Regions from separate parts of the Homo sapiens genome. Here region 1 is linked to region 2. The links are chromatin loops, found by intact Hi-C in ENCODE. Cell type or tissue: dorsolateral prefrontal cortex. All regions are shown on one strand. Region 1 overlaps MTMR6 (myotubularin related protein 6). Region 2 has its middle 11 kb from the start of PABPC3.

Region 1 (5,000 bases), 170 kb before region 2:
CCAGACGTGGGGTTAAGAGAAGGCCAGACAGAAAGATGCATTAGTGTCTTGTTCTATGTGTATGTTTGTGGTGATTTGAAGTAGGTGGAACAGAGACCAAGTTTTTGAAATTGTGTGAGTTGAGAGGAATCCCTTAAAATATATGGTTGTGAGAGAAAATGTTATACCTGTGTTGTGTTCAAGAAACATGACTTTATTACCTAATTATGAATGAAAAAGGAGAATAGAGATAATACAGAATTCTGAGACAAGGTTAGACTGTGAATACAAGAAAAAACTAAAATTTAAATCTGCTTCGGAAGCCATCGCCTGATTTATAAAAATGAATATTACCATTACTACTTTGCATCTATAGGAAAGATCTCTGTGTTTTTCTCATTATATTAAGGTTGAAGGAGAAGACTTATTCCCTGTGGCCATTTCTTTTGGAAGACCAAAAGAAGTACTTAAATCCTCTCTACAGTTCCGAATCTCACAGATTTACAGTTTTGGAGCCAAATACAGTATCTTTCAATTTTAAGTAAGTTGACATCATTGGAGTATTTATACTTGAATTTTCTCAAACACAATTTATTGAAACTTTTTTTTGTCATAAAGGTTTTGGAGGAACATGTACCATCAATTTGATCGAACACTGCATCCTAGGCAGTCTGTATTTAATATAATTATGAATATGAATGAGCAAAATAAACAATTAGAGAAAGATATTAAAGACCTAGAATCTGTAAGTATTCTGAAGTATCTAATATATTTGGAATGTGAAATTAGTTTACGATTAGACTAATATTTGTATTGTTGGTGTAAATCAGCACATAAACTTCTGAAGTAAGCAGTTTCTTCAAAATCAGGTCATCCCTACTTTGATTGAATACGTTAGTTCGAATCACTTTCTTTGTATTTTAAAATACATTAAAATACCGGAAGTATATAGCATAACGTATAGATAAACATAATAACTATCTGTGTACCCACCAGCTAGCTTTTGTGGGATTTTAACATTTACTATATATGCCTCAGATCTTTCTTGTTCTTGTTTTAAGAAATAAAACATAGGCCGGGCGCAGTGGCTCACGCCTGTAATCCCAGCACTTTGGGAGGCCGAGGCGGGTGGATCACCAGGTCAGGAGAGTTTGAGACCAGCCTGGTCAGCACAGTGAAACCCCATCTCTACTAAAAAAATAACAAAAAAGTAGCCGGGCATGGTGGCGCATGCCTGTAATCCCAGCTACTTGGGAGGCTGAAGCAGGAGAATTGCTTGAACCTGGGAGGCGGAGGTTGCAGTGAGCCAAGATCATGCCTCTGCACTCCAGCCTGGGTGACAGAGCAAGACTCCATCTCAAAACAAAAACAAACAAAAAAAAAAGAAATAAAACATAGATCTATTTGAAGACCCTCTATACTCTTACCCAGTCTTCACCCATGTATCACAATTTATAATACTGTTTTTCTTGACTTAAAATATTTTTACTGTGTATTGAAAAAATACCAAAGACTATCTATAATGTTTGTATGAGTTGTAAAGGGAAACAGACAATGTATAGGCCAATATACCCTTCACTCTGCTTAAGAAACTGATGTTTTAAAACTATATAAAAGTTACCATACTGTTTATGTGCTTCATTTTGCTCAACAGTGTTTTGACATTTATCCATGTTGATACATGTAGCTTTTATTCATCTTTTTATTAGTAACTACTATATAACTTTATATTATATGAATATATCACAGTCTATCCATTCAGCTATGGATGAATATTTAAATTGTTTTCAGTTTTGGATTTCCATGATTACAAATGAAGTTAAATGACTTTCCATATTTGTTGGCCATTTGGTTTTCCTTTTCTGTGAATGGACTGTTCAAACCTTTGCTCATTTTTCTGTTGGCATATTTGCCTTTTTCTTAGTGATTTGTAAGAGTTGTTTATATGCCAGGCACTAATTCTTTGTTAGTTATATATATTACAAATGGTTTTGTCCAGCCTATTGTCTTTTCCACTTTATTTATGGTATGCTATATATAGATGTTTTGAATTTTCATGTCAAATTGCTCAATGTTTTATGCTTTCTGTGTGTGTCTTGTTTAACAAATCCCTCTCTACCCTAAGACTTTCCTATAATCTTTTTTCTGCCATCCTATATAAGCAAAAAGGATCAGTAAGTATATATATATTTTTTAAATCCTAGACAGTTATAACAGTAAGACTGTCTCATCTACCTCTCAGGCAGGAGTCTCCCTTAGTCATCTTTTAGATAAAGAGGTAATGACTGCTTGAGTAAATTGTAGAAGGATATGGTCAAGAGAGGCAAGTCCAGGATAATAGGTAATACAAGATTATCGGGACAGTCCAAGAATTTGGAGAGCATGATACTCTGCCACAGGACACTTTAAAAATCTTCTGTTAAAAAAGTAAAGTTCTGTTGTGTTTAAAGTCTGTTATTTTTACCTAACAAACCACTGTAGGAAAACCATGTAAGAAAAACTCTATATAGTCAGTGAGCCCTTTAGCTACACAAGTTTGTTTGTTGTGTTTTCAGGGTGAATGTTTCATACACATTTCTTTTATTATAAATGTTTACCTGTTATGCTTTCTAGGTAATATATGTCCATTTTAAGTGTGGAAGCCTAGTGATCGCCTGCAGTCAAGTCTTGCTGGATTGTTTGTTTAATAAATATAAAAACTAACAATTTTCCACAGCAAAAAATTGTACACAATTAGGATTTTCAACCATGTCATATGCATTAAATGTTTCTACTTTTTTGAGATTTAGTTTTGCATTATACATACAGAGAACATATTTTGCAAAAGCATGTTTTCTTTTTTCATGTAACATATTGTGGCTTATGCAATTAGTAATTTTTTCAAATTTGTGTTTGTTCTAGAAAATTAAACAACGCAAAAATAAGCAAACAGATGGCATCCTCACCAAGGAATTGTTACATTCAGTTCATCCTGAATCACCTAACCTCAAAACTTCCCTGTGTTTTAAAGAGCAGACTCTGCTACCCGTAAATGATGCTCTTCGAACTATAGAGGGCAGCAGCCCGGCAGATAATCGTTATAGTGAATATGCAGAAGAGTTTTCTAAATCAGAACCTGCTGTGGTCAGCTTAGAGTATGGTGTGGCAAGAATGACTTGTTAGACTCATAGAGTTTTTTCTGCAATGATTGCAGTACAAGAAAAGGATTATTGTGAGGATGGTCTGTAAGCATAACCAAAAGGAATTTGTCTAATAACAATTTTAGGGTTTAACAGTAGGCTAATAGTTGAAGGAAGGATAATAACTACCCTTGTGAGAGAAATAAGTCATTTTAATTGCATTTCCAGCAAGGAATGACATTCAGTTCTGTAAGAAATGAGTGGTATTTGATGTATTTACTCAAAACACAATTTGCACTGTACACTAGTGAATTGACGTTTATGATTTATGTTAATTCAGCCAAACATAAATAACCTTCCTTAAGTACAATTTAACTTCAAGAAAACAAAATTTGACAACATAGTTTCTTAATAAATGATATGGCATGTACTTTCAATTATGTAGCTTTGTAACTATGAATATTTACATATTTTGCCTTTTAGTGATATTTAATGTTAAAGTGCCATGAAAAATATTTCTAAGAAAGCCTTAAATTCCCAGTGGATTCTTTACCCTTAAGTTTTACAGCCTACAACAAGATTTTTTGTTTTGTTTTTCTTCTGGTCAGCCTTGTTTTGTTTGTAAAGAATTGTGCTCTCATTACTGCTGGGGGTGCATGCTACAATACTTCTATATAAACACTTGTAGAAGTACACTGTTCACGTTTAGCCTGCCCCACTTTTGTATTCAAAATTAATGAAACTGAAGGTTTATTCTGATCATAATTTGTTTAGTGCTACATTTGATAATTTATTATTTACAGCTTAGAATATTGATTTCTTGAATACGTATAAGCACATTTGACTGTCTTTTATATATGGATTACTGCATTCCATTGATTCTTATTTTGTGGTTGGCTTTATTTCTTTCACAACTGTGTAAGTTTAAAGAGCTAAAGCTCTAAAACTGTTCTGAGAAACAATGAATAGTACATGTATATGTATATTTTTAAACTGCCTTATTGCTCAATGAGTTGCTGTTCCTGGAGTATCTAACTTTCAGTTTACTCAAAAACTTTTGGGTAAATAAAAAAGGGAAGTACAGATAGTTTAGGTTGTGCATGGTTGCATGAATTTTGAAGTCATTTCTATGTGGAGCATTATTTTTCTTCTTGTTAAATATAGAAAAAAAAAGAGATTCTAGTACAAAGTTACTGTTTAACAAAAGCAACATAAACTCTGGGAAAGATTTCATTTTGCCATGTTATATTTACTGTTTATTCTGTGTACTAGTACATATCTTTAAATTACCAAAAAACAAGAAACAAAACATAAAAACCCCAAAACTATCACTTGGAATTAGCAATATCACCCAACTGGCTTTAAAATTGAAAATTTAAATAACATGGTGGCATGAAGTACAATTCGAGTATTAGGCAATTTGCATAGTGTTCCTCATGCTACTTTCTGTTACACCTCTATTATATTAGTTTTGAATATAAACATCTTTTTCAGACCAAAAAAAACTTTATTGTATGAGAGCTTATCTTATCCTGTTTATTTTTCCAATGCTTTTCTGTAATACATTATGTAATTTAAAAAATATTCCTTTTTAAACAGCAACAGAAATGCACTATAAAATATAGTATGTGATTAACCAATCCTGCTTCCATATTTAAGCACTGGGAATGGAAACTTAATCTCTGTGACTACAAAGGGAAGTTTTTGTGCCTTGGTGTTCCAGTCACTGATTGTGGTTTTAGAATCTTCTGTGGCTGACTTCTTGTATTCAACTCTGGTTTATTATCTTAATCTTCAACTTCAGACATATATTTGTGTGTTTATATGCTCACAGGTGGACTGAGAAATCAGTTACATCTTAAGTGACCTACAGGGTATATGTTGGCAAAAGCAGACTGTGTA
Region 2 (5,000 bases):
AAGATCATATCTTTTGCAGGAACATGGATGGAGCTGGATGCCATCATCCTTAGCAAACTAAAGCAGGAACAGAAAACCAAATACCACATGTTCTCACTTGTAAGTGGGAGATAAATGATAAGAACACATGGACACAAGAGGGGAGCGACAGATACTGGATCCTTCTTGAGGCGGGAGGGTGGCAGAGGGAGAGGATCAGAAAAAATAACTATTGGGTACTAGGCTTAGTACCTGGTGACAAAATAATCTGTACAACCAACCCCTGTGACGTGAGTTTACTATATAACAAACCTGCACATGTACCCTGAACCTAAAATAAAAGTTTTAAAACAAAAGAACTTTAGTGGTTTTATTTTTATTAACGTCCTGAAGTGTGTGGGCAAGCTGATTTGTCAAATTAGCTCTACCAGAAGTGAGCATAGTTTTCTATTTTATGTGGGCTCTTTCCCCTTTTTTTGTGTGTGTGACAGGGTCTCACTCTGTTGCTCAGGCTGGATTACAGTGGCCTGATCACAGCTTACTGGAGCCTCCAACTCCCAGGCTCCAGTGACCCTCCAACTTCAGCCTCCCGAGTAGCTGGGACTACAGGTGTGCACCACCATATCCAGCTAATTTTGAAATTTTTTTTGTAGAGATGGGGTCTCACTATGTTGCCCAGGCTGGTTTCAAATCCTGGTCTTAAGCAATCCTCTCATCTTAGCCTCTCAAAGTGCTGGAATTACAGGCATGAGCCACTGTGCCCAGTCCTACATGGGCTTTTTCAACAAGCTGGGGAAATTCTTGAGAAAAGGCTTTCACAACATAAAATGAAAGACTACTTGAGTAGAATCTACATCTACAGGTAATTCAGAATTTTTAAAAAATGCAACCTGAGGCTGACTATAGTAATTATAAACTGGCTCATTATGATCTTGGGTACAGGCCTGATTTTATTTCAGCCTAAGGTTTTAGGAAAAGCCTCCAGAATAGCCTTGTGAAGGTTCTTTTTTTGCCATGCTTTGGGTTTTTTCACAGTCTTCGGATGTATATTTATCTAAATCCTTCTCAGGGCCATGTCAACGAGCCTAGGCCATCCAGCATTGGGCCTGACCTTCACCAACAGGCATGTGAACCTCTGGCCTAGATGAGAATTCCTGGTTAATCCACTTGAATTACCACGTTGAATTCATCAGCAAGCTGGTCAGGGTCCTCAGAGACTTTGGGAATTCTTTGCAGCGACTTGTAGTTCAGCCTTGCACCAAGGAACATGAGAAACGTGGGGGTTAGAGGAATCATTAGTGAGCTTAACTTTAGAAGGACAGGTTTTAACAGGATCAGGTTCAGGGTAGTAGGAGCTGAGGAATCTAGAGGGAAAGGCATTTCAGCCAAAGGAGGATGGAGACAGGGGACAGAGGAGAGAGAAGGGAGGTCCCCTTCAGGGAGGAAAAAGTCTGGGCCTCCAAGGCTTTGTCATCTTTCCCTAACTGTTTTTCTCAGTTAATTTGGGGACAGTGTCTTGCAGGGAGGCAATGTTAGAATCCTGAATGTGCTTAGAACCTTTTAGGTGCCAGTTGAAGTAGGCCTCCCATTTGGATTGTTTAATTTTAGGACCAGAGTCTTCTAATTTTGTCCTAAGAAAGACAAGTTTGGAGGAACTCAAAAGACCCTTATGATGGTTACTGAAGCTCCAAATTAGTTTTGGTGTACTCTTTCCATTGGGAGGATAATTTTTTGACATATGGCCTGCAGCGTTCTCAGAAGGGGAACCGTTATTGTCTCCTTTGGAATTTTGGGATCCCATTCTGCTTCTTATTAATCTCTTGAGAACAAAAGAAAAATCTGTAAGCCCTGTCAGGGAATTTTAGGGGTTTGTTTTAGTGTGCCTGGCCCAGGGTTTTGTTTGACATGGCTGGAGCCTGTACACTAATCGCCCCACCTGTGACCAAGTTTTCTCTAGATGCATACATCTTTTCTTGAAACTGGCAGGCCCCCTAGTGGTAATCTTCTCTGTCTGTGTCCCGGTTTATCCTGACGCGAGAGACTTCTCTTTGGAGACTGATATCCCTGGCAGAATGGTGGCAAATGCCCTAATGGCTTTTAAAGGGTCAACTGTGCCCACCTTTTTAGAAAGTAAATTTTGTTCTCAAAAGATGTTTGGAAACAGAAGGAAAAAATCAAGCAGCAAACAAAACTGTAAATGTATGCAAATACTCAGAAACCAAAAGTGCATTACCAGAACCAGAAAGACAAACTGTCTTTGTACCAGAAAAGATTTGGCAGAAAAGACAAAAAGTCTTTAATATTCCCAGAAGCAAGAGCCTTTACTAAGGTCCCTTAACCCAGCCAGATCCTGAATAAGGTCAACAGACAACTGCTACCAAGGAAGGGAGCTTGACCTGAGAGAAGTTGTATCTGGATAGGAAAAATAAAAAGGCAATCTGTGGAGGTGGAGTGCACAAAAGGCCCAATTGTGTGTACCTCGCCTTGTCCCAAAGGTCGCTGATCCCTTCCAAAGGTAATTGTTTCATCCCACTTCTGACACCAGATTACGTCAACCCAAAGAAAAGACATTAGAGAAAACTATCCCGAAATATATTGAATTTATTCTGGAATGGAAAAAGGGAATTATAATCTGGGATTCATGGAATGGCAAACCACAAGTGAGAGAAGGGTAAAGGAAAGCTTTTACTGGCAAAAAGAGAGGTTCAACATAAGCTATTTAGAAGCAGAATTCATTGGTTCCAGTGGCTCAAAGTCAGAACTGTCATCAGTTTATTGATGGAGATGCTGTTACTGGGCAAGTGTTCTTTTCAGAGCATCTTATATGGATTGTTGCAGTCCTAAAGAATATCTGGTGATGCATCTTGTCATAGAAATACATGTATACGGGTGAAATGTGCAAGCTTTGCAAGGCAGAAGATGTGCAAAGGATGTGAAAGGATTTCTTGTCAGATTTTTAGAAAGTCCTTTGAAACAGTTCTTATCTCAGACATGCTAGCATGAACCCCCTCCTTTCTGCATTCCCAGCCCTAGTTTGTCAGGGTCTGACAAGAGTGATTTCATCCTGGTATCTGCAATTCTCACAGCTTGTATAGATGTAGTTTTGCAACTGTGCAAATATTTCTGCAGAGTAAATATCTAGGAATAGAAAGCTAGATCAAAAAGTAAACACATTTGAAATTCTAATAAATGTTGTCAACAGCCCTCCTTAGAGCTGGTACTAATTTACACTTCTAAGAGCTGTGTATGATAGAACCTATTTTCCCACAGCCTCGCCAGAAATACTTTATCATATTTTTCAGTTTTCCTACCTGAGAAGTGAGTAGTAATTTCTCAGTGTTGTTTTAATTTGCTTTTCTCTTATTATGAGAAAAGTTGAGCATCTTTTCTTATGCTTAAAGTCTTTTGTATTTCTTTTTCTGCTAATTGTCTGTTCTGGTCATGTTTCTATTGGATTGTTGGTTTTTTTCTTATGGATTTCTGGGAGCACATTATTTTATTCACAGTTCATCTTTTGACGTTATTTATAATGTTATTTTTGTCATATAGGTTTTAAATTTTTTTGTAATAACTTCTGGATTTTGTGTTATGCAGTTGGCTGTCAGTATCTGTGAGTTCTGCACCCAAACCATGGATTGAAAATGTTAAGAAAAAAAGAATAAAAAATAACAATACAATAATAAATATAATACAAATTTTTAAAAATAGGACCACTATTTACATAGTATTTACATTGTATTAGGTGTTATAAGTAATCCTTATAAGCAGAAGGATGATTTAAAGTATACAGGAGAATGTGCATAGGTTATATGCAAATAATACACCATTTTATATAACAGACTTGAGCATTCATGGGCTTTGATATCTGAGGGAGGTCTTGGAATAAATCCCCCAAGTATACAGAAGAACAACTGTAATTAGAAAGGCTTTTACTGCTTGCTATAGTTTGAATGTATCCCTCCAAGTTTATGTGTTGGAAACTTAATCCCCAATGCAATGGTGTTGAGAGGTGGGACCTTTAAGATGTGATTAGGCCATGATGACTCTGCCCTCATGAATGAATTAATGCTGTTTTGGGGATTGAATTCTTGATAAATAGATGAGTTCAGCCTCCTTCTCCTCTTGCTGTCTCATGTGTGCTCTTGGGCCCTTCTGTCCTTCCACCATGGGATGACACAGTAAGAAAGCCCTAGCCAGATGCAGCTCCCTGATCCCAGACTTCTCAGCTTTCAGAAGCATAAGCCAAATACATTTCTGTCTATTATAAATTACTCAGTCTCAGGCATTCTGTTATAACAGCACAAAACAAAGACACCACTCTAAAATTACAAAAAATTATCTGGTGTTTACTTCTAATACTTTTGATTCCATTTTTGACATTTAAATCTTTGATTTGTTTTGACATTTTCCTGTTGAATAAGATACAAATTCAATTGTATTTTTATTTCTAGAATGCTACCTGTTTTCCCTAAACCATTTATTAGTCTATCTTTCCCCCCACTGATTTCAGATGTAATTTTTGTTGAAAATTTTGTGAGTATTTGGATATATTTCCAGGCTTTTTGTTTGATAACATGTCTTTCCTTCAATTCATAATTATTGCAATTTTTTTTAACATTTACTCTTCTTTTTCAGAGTTTTTCTAACTATTCTTGTTTGTTTCATTTTCAACGTGAATGTTAAAACTGGTTTGTTTAATAATGCAAGAACAACAGCAGCAACAAAACAATAAAATATCTGTTGGTATTTGATTTGTGAATGAGCTAAGGAAGAATTGCCATCTTTGGGATGTTGAAACTTCCTGTACAAGTATATGAATGTCTTTGCATTTGTTTATGTCTTTTTATGTTGATTTTGATGTTCTTTATATAGCTCCTGTGATTTCTCACTTATTAATTCCAATGAATTTTTTTGTTGCTGCTATTGTGGTAAGTGGGCTCTGTATCAGTAGGAGTTCCCATAGGAAATAAATGACTCTATTTAAATTGGTTAACTAGAGGAGATACAGGGGATATTAGCAT

What was found. Peaks named below come from ENCODE experiments on the same cell type or tissue, not always from the same donor. Only the 100,000 strongest peaks of a DNase experiment are listed, where the experiment ranks them.
Region 1: it touches region 2 in a loop (2.8-fold over the local background); 7 of 110 quality-filtered maps call a loop at or near these places.

What each region holds. Positions count from the first base shown.
Region 1 is chr13:25,247,373-25,252,372 of GRCh38, reverse strand. MTMR6 (myotubularin related protein 6) reads left to right here. Exons shown (of 14, transcript NM_004685.5): 12 at 389-520; 13 at 598-724; 14 at 2,881-5,000. The coding sequence ends at 3,141. Among named protein-coding and RNA genes, the nearest start is that of MTMR6, 38 kb to the left of the region's middle. In dorsolateral prefrontal cortex, a CTCF peak has its summit at 3,022; a DNase peak (open chromatin) is centred at 3,042; H3K27ac peaks cover 3,046 bases.
Region 2 is chr13:25,082,330-25,087,329 of GRCh38, reverse strand. No RefSeq gene overlaps it. Among named protein-coding and RNA genes, the nearest start is that of PABPC3, 11 kb to the left of the region's middle. In dorsolateral prefrontal cortex, CTCF peaks have their summits at 1,803 and 2,004 (motif pointing left); a DNase peak (open chromatin) is centred at 1,969; H3K4me3 peaks cover 949 bases; H3K27ac peaks cover 2,633 bases.